Linked DNA regions of Homo sapiens: region 1 is linked to region 2. Evidence: read pairs that join two places in POLR2A ChIA-PET (ENCODE). Cell type or tissue: GM12878. All regions are shown on one strand.

What was found. ChIA-PET counts read pairs that join two places held together with the same protein. Peaks named below come from ENCODE experiments on the same cell type or tissue, not always from the same donor. Only the 100,000 strongest peaks of a DNase experiment are listed, where the experiment ranks them.
Region 1: POLR2A ChIA-PET joins it to region 2 with 6 read pairs; 18 of 35 experiments call an interaction of 5 or more read pairs at or near these places.

What each region holds. Positions count from the first base shown.
Region 1 is chr2:61,528,988-61,533,987 of GRCh38, forward strand. XPO1 (exportin 1) reads right to left here. Exons shown (of 25, transcript NM_003400.4): 2 at 4,785-4,916. The coding sequence starts at 4,910. Among named protein-coding and RNA genes, the nearest start is that of XPO1, 6.9 kb to the right of the region's middle. In GM12878, no CTCF peak of the experiment used is centred here; no DNase peak of the experiment used is centred here; H3K4me3 peaks cover 2,337 bases.
Region 2 is chr2:61,447,595-61,452,594 of GRCh38, forward strand. All of the region lies in intron 1 of USP34 (ubiquitin specific peptidase 34), which reads right to left. Among named protein-coding and RNA genes, the nearest start is that of USP34, 21 kb to the right of the region's middle. RefSeq lists a silencer at 2,683-2,782. In GM12878, no CTCF peak of the experiment used is centred here; a DNase peak (open chromatin) is centred at 2,801.

The DNA of each region.
Region 1 (5,000 bases), 81 kb after region 2:
CTGTAATCCCAGGAGTTCAAGACCAGCCTGGGCAACAAAGAAAAATTAATAATGAGCCAGGTGTGGTGGGACACGCACTTATGGTCCCAGCTACTCAGGAGGCTGAGGTGGGAAGATTGAGCCTGGGAAGTCAAGGCTGCAGTGAGCTGTGATCAAGCCATTGTGCTCCAGCCTGTGTGACAGAGCAAGAAAAAAGTTTGATGACTTTAAAATCTGTCAGTTATCTTTCTCTTATACTTTACTTTATCATGGGTTTAATTCTATGGTTATAAACAATAAAGCATCAAAAACAGGGTAGGAAGCACTCTCACAACCATTTCTGACAAAGATACCTTATAATCTTTAGCTTGGCTTTTATTCTAGTCTTTTTTAAAACAATCGTATGCTCGGGTGGGCACCGTGGCTCACGCCTGTAATCCCAACACTTTGGGTGGCCAAGGTGGGTGGATCACGAGGTCAGAAGTTCAAGACCAGCCTGGCCAACATGGTGAAACCCCGTCTCTACTAAAAATTCAAAAATTAGCTGGGCATGGTGGGGCGTACTTGTAATCCCAGTTACTCAGGAGGCTGAGGCAGGAGAATTGCTTGAACCAGGACCCGGAAGGCGGAGGTTGCAGTGATTTGAGATCACACCACTGCACTCCAGCCTGGGCTACAGAGTGAGACTCTGTCTCATTACAAAAAAAAAAAAAAAGAAAGAAATTATATGCTTATCCTGGCTTTGATGCTTTATTTTAATCATGACCTTTTCCTCAGGTAGGAAATACAATACCACATTCATGACTATCCCATACATCAATCAGGAAAACACACTGCTACACACTCAATAACTTATATGGTTGTTCTCTACCCAGAAACCCACCAGAACCACTGTGGTTGCCTGAAAAGATCAGACGCCTGCTTCCATTGTGAGTCTGTGGTTACAAGAGTTAATGTGTATACTTTAAAATACAATCATACACATTTCTATTTGATTTCATTAAAGGACTGATGGGCATAATGTGTCATATGAGAAATGACAGAAGGCCGAAAGAATAATGATGTGGCTTATCTAGGGCCAAAGCACATTTTAGCAGTGTTTTGGTCTTCTCCCTGAGAATATCTAGCTAGATAACCTTATCTAACTAGAGGAAAAGTTGTATCAAAGATCCTCACACAGTAAAAGTTACTTGGTCAAGTTACCATTTTGTCAGATGCTTTGAAGTGATAAGCATTCTACACAGAATCAAATACTTCCCACACTATCACCACTCACATCAATCGCTACATAAATAATATTCTTTCCTGTTAGTTGTAATTTTACTCTCTGATGCTACTTCTAGTATTTGCATTCTGATTTATTCTAATCCCACCATTCTTACATAATGTTCTTTATAAACTTAAAACCCCAGCAGGGGTTTAAAAAAAAAAGACACAAAAGCAAACTAAAGAGAGAAAACCTAGCATCTCCCTTGTACTACTAACTGAATGGTGAAAGCATTTTAGTTGCTAAGCAATAGAGTTCAAGATCTTTAACAGAACACAATATTGGAGAAAACATCCAACTCTTCCCGCATCTTTTTTCTAGCTGTCTACTTGGCTAAAAATAGAAAAATGCTGATAACAGAGGGTAGAGGGTAGTCCTAATGTTACACTGCTAAATATCCTACTATACTAACCATGTATGCAGAAGTTCTGTCTACAGATTAAAAGTCACCCTTGTAAATAATTTCTTCCCCTCCCCCAAGTTACACATTCCTTTAAAAAAAAAAAAACCTACCTACAGCTTTTTTTCCCAGTTGACTTTAAAAGCTTAATTAGCATAATAAATTTTTCTTGTCATTAGTGCATATTTTATGAGTAGCAAAAAAAAAATTTTTTTAATTTTAAGCAATGAGTATCACATATGCTAAATCATTTTCATTATACTGCTAAATGTACCCTTTAAGCTGAGTGCCTTCTACCTATCAAGCACTGTAATAGGTGCTTTTAAACCTCATAACTAACCCTCCAATCTCTTGTAGGACAGGTCATATTTGTACATGGGACTTAAGCAATGACTAGAGAGAGCTTCCAAGAATCAAATTAAGACGTCTAACACTAAAAATCATGTTTTCCACTATAGCAGCTCGCTGCTACTACTACTCCTTTTCCTTTGAAATAAGACCCCCAAGGAGGTGGTAAACGAAAAGTAGACTGAACTAACGACATAGGACTTTTAGAGACCAAAAGGACTCCTTAACCAGCTTTAAGCTCTAAATCTTGTTTCTTCATTTATAATACAAAATAAGTTTGCTAGTTATTTCTACGCAACTGATTTTGTCACATGATCTATTAACTACTGCAGACAAAATCCTTTTACTTTGGGAAAGTTAACCTATTGTCCTTACAAACAAAAAAATTTAGAAACACTTTTCTTAATCTACTTTTTATTAACAAGTCAATTTTAAAACAAACCATTAAATTTCTTAATACTATGAAACATTATTAAAAGCAGTATTGCTGTAATATATTCTCAATTACAAAAATTGCCACTAATTCTGTTACAAGCCATGAAGAACACTGCTCTATGTTGGTTTATTTATCATACCTTTAGATGTAGTGAACTAGTTTAGTGTGAAGATTAAACAGTATTAGTAGCTGAATCTATGCGGAAAAAATTAAATGCCCTTTTTCCCAATGGCTACAGACCTGTGCTTCCAATATTACATTCAGAGTTGAACCCAACCTTACTTTCATAGCTTCCTCCAAAAGCAGCTGCTTTCTATGCATCCATGCTAGAAGAAATGAAGCTTAAAGCTTCATGTTGAATGTATAGCATGAGTAACAACTAAATGACAGGGATAATAAATACGGATGGTTAATTTTTTCAAGAATGCTTTAGGAGATAATATACTGATCAAAACGCCCTAAAAGTATAAACCTGGGCTAACAAGCTTACAGAATCACTGCAAGAGTAATTTTTTCTACTTTTAGCGTTTCCATGGACCTTTTTCAAGTTTCTACTATAGTAAAAGCAGTACTGTTGCATTTCATAAGGGAATGGAAACATTTATACATGATGCTTTTTGGACTACTATAAAAGATAGTACTGTATCCACCTTATATATTTTCAGAAAGTGTAATGGCACTCAGGTTTAGGTTTTTTTATTTTATTTTATTTATTTATTTTTATTTTTGAGACGAAGTCTCATGCCGTTGCCCAGGCTGGAGTGCAGTGGCGCAACCTCGGCTCACTGCAAGCTCCGCCTCCCGGGTTCACGCCATTCTCCTGCCTCAGCCTCCCGAGTAGCTGGGACTACAGGCGCCCGCCACCACGCCTGGCTAATTTTTTGTGTTTTTAGTAGAGACGGGGTTTCACCGTGTTAGCCAGGATGGTCTCGATCTCCTGACCTCGTCATCCGCCGGCGTCGGCCTCTCAAAGTGCTGGGATTACAGGCGTGAGCCACCGCGCCCGGCCGGCACTCAGTTTCTTAATTATGCAAATATAAATATCTTGACAATATAAGTAACCTCCCATCTACTAGCTGAACATTTATCTAACCAGAAATCTACTGTTCTGGCAACAAAACTACCATAAAAGATTTCTGGCCAGGCGCGGTGGCTCATGCCTGTCATCTCCACACTTTGGGAGGCCAAGGCAGGCGGATCACGAGGTCAGGAGATGGAGACCATCCTGGCCAATATGATGAAACCCATCTCTACTAAAATACAAAAAATTAGCTGGGCATGGTGGCGCGTCTGTAGTCCCAGCTACTCGGGAGGCTAAGGCAGGTGAATTGCTTGAAAACCTGGGAGGCAGAGGTTGCAGTGAGCCGAGACTGTGCCACTGCACTCAGGCCTGGTGACAGAGCAAGACTCCATCTGAAAAAAAAAAAAGATTTCTGACCCAACTGCAAAACTTTTTACTCATTCAAAAACATGTTTGGGCCAGCACGCGGTGGCTCATGCCTGTAATCCCAGCACTTTGGGAGGCCGAGTCAGGTGGATCACCTGAGGTCAGGAGTTCCAAGACCAGCCTGGCCAACACGGTGAAACCCCATCTCTACTAAAAATACAAAAATTAGCCAGGCATGGTGGCGTGTGCCTGTAATCCCAGCTACCAGGGAGGCTGAGGCAAGACAATCGCTTGAACCCAGGAGGCAGGGGTTGCAGTGAGCTGAGATAGCGCCACTGCACTCCTGCCTGGACCACAGAGCGAGACTGTCTCAAAAAAAAGTTTGGCCCCACAGGTAAAAAATCAAGTTTTTTTTCTTGTGACATATACAATTTAAAATTGTACACACATTTCTGTTTCACCTTTTAGTTGGGTTCAAAAAAACCAAAAATCTTAAACTGATCAAAATTTGGTTTATGTTTAAGATAATTCCCTACATTAACAGTACCACTTTGAAAAGTGCACAAAATTCAACTAACATAAAAATACTTGGTATTCCTGTTTTTATTTAAACAAACATATCTGTGAAGTACTTCTGTAAATGTTTTAAAAGTAGAAGAATCGTATTAGTGCCAAACATATTAAGTATATATAAAAGTACAGAGAACCTTTAATACCTACAAAGTATTTAATAACATTTGGCTCTTAAGGACAAAACAAGTATAATATTCCAAAACAACCCACTCTAACCATGTCAAACATGCAATTTCTTTCTCCAAACCAATTTTCATTATGGTTAATACAGAATTCCAAATTAATGCAAACTATGGAATATCTTTTTTAAAGGTGATAATTTAAAATTTTATTCTAAACCCAACAACTCTGTTACACTGTCATAATGTTATAAAGTTTTGGTTGGCTACTTTACCTGGGCTCCTTCTCCATGGTATAAGCAATTCACCACATTATCTAATAAGTTGATATCCAGTTTTTGGCTGAAATCAAGCAGCTGACGAGCTGCATGGTCTGCTAACATTGTCATAATTGCTGGCATAGATTACTGAAAATAAAGAAAAAAAATTGAAGCTGCCTATCAAGTTTTGGTATTATCAAAAACTTCCTACAAGTTATTTTACTTCAACCA
Region 2 (5,000 bases):
TAACCATCTTACTGCACTAAGGAGAGAAGAAATGCTTTATATGAACTCATTTCATCACAGAATATAAAAAGACATGAATACAAGATCTGTGAAATTGGTTTTTTTAGTTTTGGGTTTTTTCTTTTATTTATTTATTTATTTGAGACAGTCTCACTCTGTCGCCTAGGCTGGAGTGCAGTGGTGCAATCTCGGCTTGCTGCAACCTCCGCCTACTGGGATCAAGCCATTCTCCTGCCTCAGCCTCCCAAGTAGTTGGGATTGCAGGTGCGCGCCACCACACCAAACTAATTTTTGTATTTTTAGTAGAGACAAGGTTTCACCATGTTGGCCAGGCTGTTCTTGAACTCCTGACCTCAGGTGATCCACCTGCCTTGGCCTCCCAAAATACTGGGATTACAGGCAAGAGCCAAGGATCTGTGAAATTTAATAAAATTGAACATCAAGTCAAAATTTATTTTAAATAACAAATGTTTGGGAGTAAGGAATACAACATCTACTTAATGCCACTGTCTTTCTTCATACAAAGTGGCCAGTAGTTTTATCCATGACACTTTTGCACTATCAATGAAAATGTCAACACAATGAAAAACACAAACTGGCCAGGCATGAATGCCCATGTCTATAATCCCAGTACTTTGGGCGGCCAAGGCAGGAGGACTGCTTCAGGCCAGGAGTTCAAGACCAGACTGGGCAACACAGTGAGATCTGTCTCTACAAAAATAAAAAAATTTAGCCTGGTGTGGTGGCACATGCCTGCAGTCCCAGGAGGATCACCTTAGCTGAGGGGTTCAAGTCTGTAGTAAGCTGATAATAGCACCACACTCTGGCCCAGGAAACAGAGTGAGTGAGGCCCTGTCTCAAGGACGGGGAAAAAAAATGCAAAGAATATCTTATCTTGACAACTCTTTGACAGGCTCTCTGGGACCTCCATGGTTGACAGATCATACTTTGATAACCACTGATCAAGCCAAATGAAGATATATTTTTAATAATGAGTATATGAAGTAAAAGTCATCCCAAATGGAAAGAATAAAGAAACTGTTTCCATCCATAGATGACATACATAAAAAAGTCCTAAGGGATCCACTAAACAATTTACAAATGAGTTCAAGGTTGCAGGATACAAGATCAAGGTACCAAATCAACCATATTTCTATATATTAGCAATGAACAATTCAGATGTAAAATCTAGAAAAACAATTTTACAATAGCATCAGAAAGAATAAGATTCTTATTCTTTGCCCAAAATGTATTGAATAACAAAAAGTGCAGGCCAGAGGCCGGATACAGTGGCTCATGCCTGTAATCTCAGCACTCTGGGAGGCCAAGGCAGGTGGATCACCTGAGGTTGGGAGTTCGAGACCAGCCTGGCCAACATGGAAAAACCTGTCTCTACTAAAAATATAAAAATTAGCAAGGTGTGGTGGCGCATGCCTGTAATCATCCCAGCTACTCTGGAGGCTGAGGCAGGAGAACTGCTTGAACCTGGGAGGTGGATGTTGCGGTGAGCCAAGATCGTGCCACTGCACTCCAGCCTGGGCAACAGGAAGGAGGGAATGGAGGGACGGGAGGGACAGGAGGGACAAGAGGAGCGCTCGAACCTGGAAGGCAGAAGTCATGCCACTGTACTGCAGCCTGGATGACAGTGAGACTCCCTCTTAAAAAAAAAAAAAAAAGTAGGAAACTACAAAATATTGTTTAAAGCATTATAGACAACCTAAATAAATAGAAAGATATCCCATGTTCATGGATCAGGAGACTTAATATTGTTAAGATAGTAATAATCCTCAACTTGATACACAGATTCACTACAATCTCTACCAGAATTCCAGCTGGCATCTTTGTAGAAGTTTTCAAGTTGATCCTAAAACTCAGAAGGAAACTCAAGGGACCCTGAAGAGCCAACATAATTTTGAAAAAAAAAACAAAAACAAAAAAAAAACAAAGATTTACACTTTCTGACTTCCAATCTTATTACAAAGCCACAGCAATCAAGACAGTGTAGTACTGGCGTAAGGATAGACATACAGATCAATGAAACAGAATACAGAGTACAGAAAAAAACCCTATATATGTACAGGCAAATGACTTTCAAACAAGGATGCCAAGACCATGCAACAGAAAGAATAGATTTTTCTAAAAATGAAGCTTGGACAACTGAACAGCCTCATGCAAAAGAATGAAGTTGTATCAGCCGGCGCGGTGGCTCACGCCTGTAATCCCAGCACTTTGGGAGGCTGAGGTGGGTGGATCACGAAGTCAGGAGTGCGAGACCAGCCTGGCCAATATGGTGAAACCCCGTCTCTACTAAAAATACAAAAATAAGCTGGGCATGGTGGCGCACGCCTGTAGTCCCAGCTACTCGGGAGGCTGAGGCTGGAGAATCACTTGAACCCAGGAGGCAGAGCCTGCAGTGAACAAAGTTCATGCCACTGCACTCCAGCCTGGGCAACAAACCAAGACTCTGTCTCAAAAAATAAAAATAAAAATACAAAAAGTCTTAAACAAAAAAAAAGGACTGAAGTACTGGCATATGCTACAACATGGACAAAACTGGAAAGCATTATGCTAAGTGAAAGTAGGCAGTCACAAAAAAAACAAATATTAGTATTCCATATACACGAAAGGTTCAGAATAGGCAAATATATTAAGAATGCATATTGGTTGTTGCTTCGTGCTACTGAAATGGGAAGTAGCTTAGGGTGACTGATTGCTAAAAGGTAGGGGAATCCTATTGAGGTGATAAAGTGTTCTAGACTTGTTTGTGGTGATGGTTGCACAACTCTGAATCAGTCGGGTGCCAGTAAGGTATGTGAATTTATTAGATTGGTACAAAAGTAATTGTGGTTTACAAGTGGCAAAACCCCAATTATTTTCGCACCAACCCAATAGTTCACTATAGCTGTTAAAAAAATTATAAAGTATGGGAGGCTGAGGTAGGGAGATCACTTGAGGGCAGGAGTTTGAGACCAGCCCGGCCAACATGGTGAAATCCTGTCTCTACTAAAAATACCAAATAAATAATAAAGTAAAATAAATGATAAAGATGTGCAAATATACCATTTTAATTGGGAACAACAAACAAAAATATCCAGGAGTACATGTAAAAAGAAATACGCAGAACCTACATAAAGGGGAAAAATATAAAACGTCAAAAAGAAACAAAAATTATGTAAAAATGGGAAGATACATTATTTCCTTTCGGGAAAGACACCGTAAGATGTCAACTCTTACCCCACTTATAAACATAATCCAATTTCAATAAAAATTCCAATAGAAACGGAGGAGATGCAAAAAAAAAAAAAAAGGATTCTAAAGTTTCATCTTAACAAATGAGTAACTTGGCCAGGCACGGTGGCTCACACCTGTAATCCCAGCACTTTGGGAGGCCAAGGCAGGCGGATCACGAGGTCAAGAGTTCAAGACCAGCCTGGTCAACATGGTGAAACCCCATCTCTACTAAAAATGTAAAAAAAATTGGCTGGGCATGGTGGTAGGCGCCTATAATTCCAGCTACTCGGGACGCTGAGACAGGAGAATCACTTGAACCCGAGAGGTGGAAGTTGCAGTGAGCCGAGATCATGCCACTGCACTCCAGCCCAGGTGACAGTGTGAGGCTTCATCTCAAAAAAAAAAAAAAAAAAAAAAAAAGAAATGAATAACTTTTCACAACCTATTTGGTTTAACGGCACCAGGCACAAAGATAAATTATAAAGTGACTAAATTAAAACTAGATGATGAAATAATAAACAGCTTAAAAATAGGCCTCCAAGAATATACTCATAAATTCTGTACAAGACAGACATGGTGCTGGGTGCGGTGGCTCACGCCTGTAATCCCAGCACTTCGGGAGGCCAAGGTGGGCGGATCATCTGAGGTTGGCAGCTCACGACCAGCCTGACCAAGAGAGAAACCCCGTCTCTACTAAAAATGCAAACTTAACCGGGCATGGTGGCACATGCCTGCAATCCCAGCTACTCGGAAGGTTGAGGCAGGAGAATCGTTTCAACCTGGGAGACGGAGGTTGTGGTGAGCCAAGATCATGCCATTGCACTCCAACCTGGGCAACAAGAGCGAAACCCCGCCTCAAAAAAAAAAACAAAAAAACAAAAAACCAGACAGACCTGGCATTTCAAATCAATGGAAAAGAGAGAAATTCAAATTTGCTAAAATCACTAAGTCATTGTTCAGAAAAATTAATGTTAGATCCTACTTCATACTTGATACCAAAATAAATTCCAGATGAATAAAAAATTAAATTTAACAAATCCATAAAAGCTAGAAAAAGACTTAATTGAAAGCCGGGCGCAGTGGCTCACGCCTGGAATCCCAGCACTTTGGGAGGCTGAGGCGGGCGGATCACGAGGTCAGGAGATCGAGACCATCCTGGCTAACACGGTGAAACCCGTCTCTACTAAAAATACAAAAAATTAGCCGGGCGTGGTGGCGGGCGCCTGTAGTCCCAGCTACTCGGGAGGCTGAGGCAGGAGAATGGTGTGAACCCAGGAGGCGGAGCTTGCAGTGAGCCGAGATCATGCCACTGCACTCCAGCCTGGGCGACAGAGCGAGACTCCGTCTCAAAAAAAAAAAAAAAGAAAGAAAAAGACTTAATTGAGTATCTAATCTTGAGTGGGAATGACCTTTCTAAATAACAAAAGACTACTTGCCATTAAAACTCAAGAACCATGCCAAGTGAAGTGGCTCGTGCCTATAATTCCCGGCACTTTTTTTTTTTTTTTTTTTTTTTTGAGACAGAGTCTCACTCTGTCACCCAGGCTAGAGTGTAGTGGCGCGATCTCAGCTCATTGCAACCTCGACCTCCGGGGTTCAAGAGATTCTCGTGCCTCAGCCTCCCAAGTGGCTGGGATTATAGGCATGCATCACCACACCCTACTAATTTTTGTATTTTGGGTAGAGACAGGGTTTCACCATGTTGGTCAGGCTGGTCTCCTGACCTCAGGTGGTGATCCACCCGCCTCAGCCTCCCGCCAAAGTGCTGG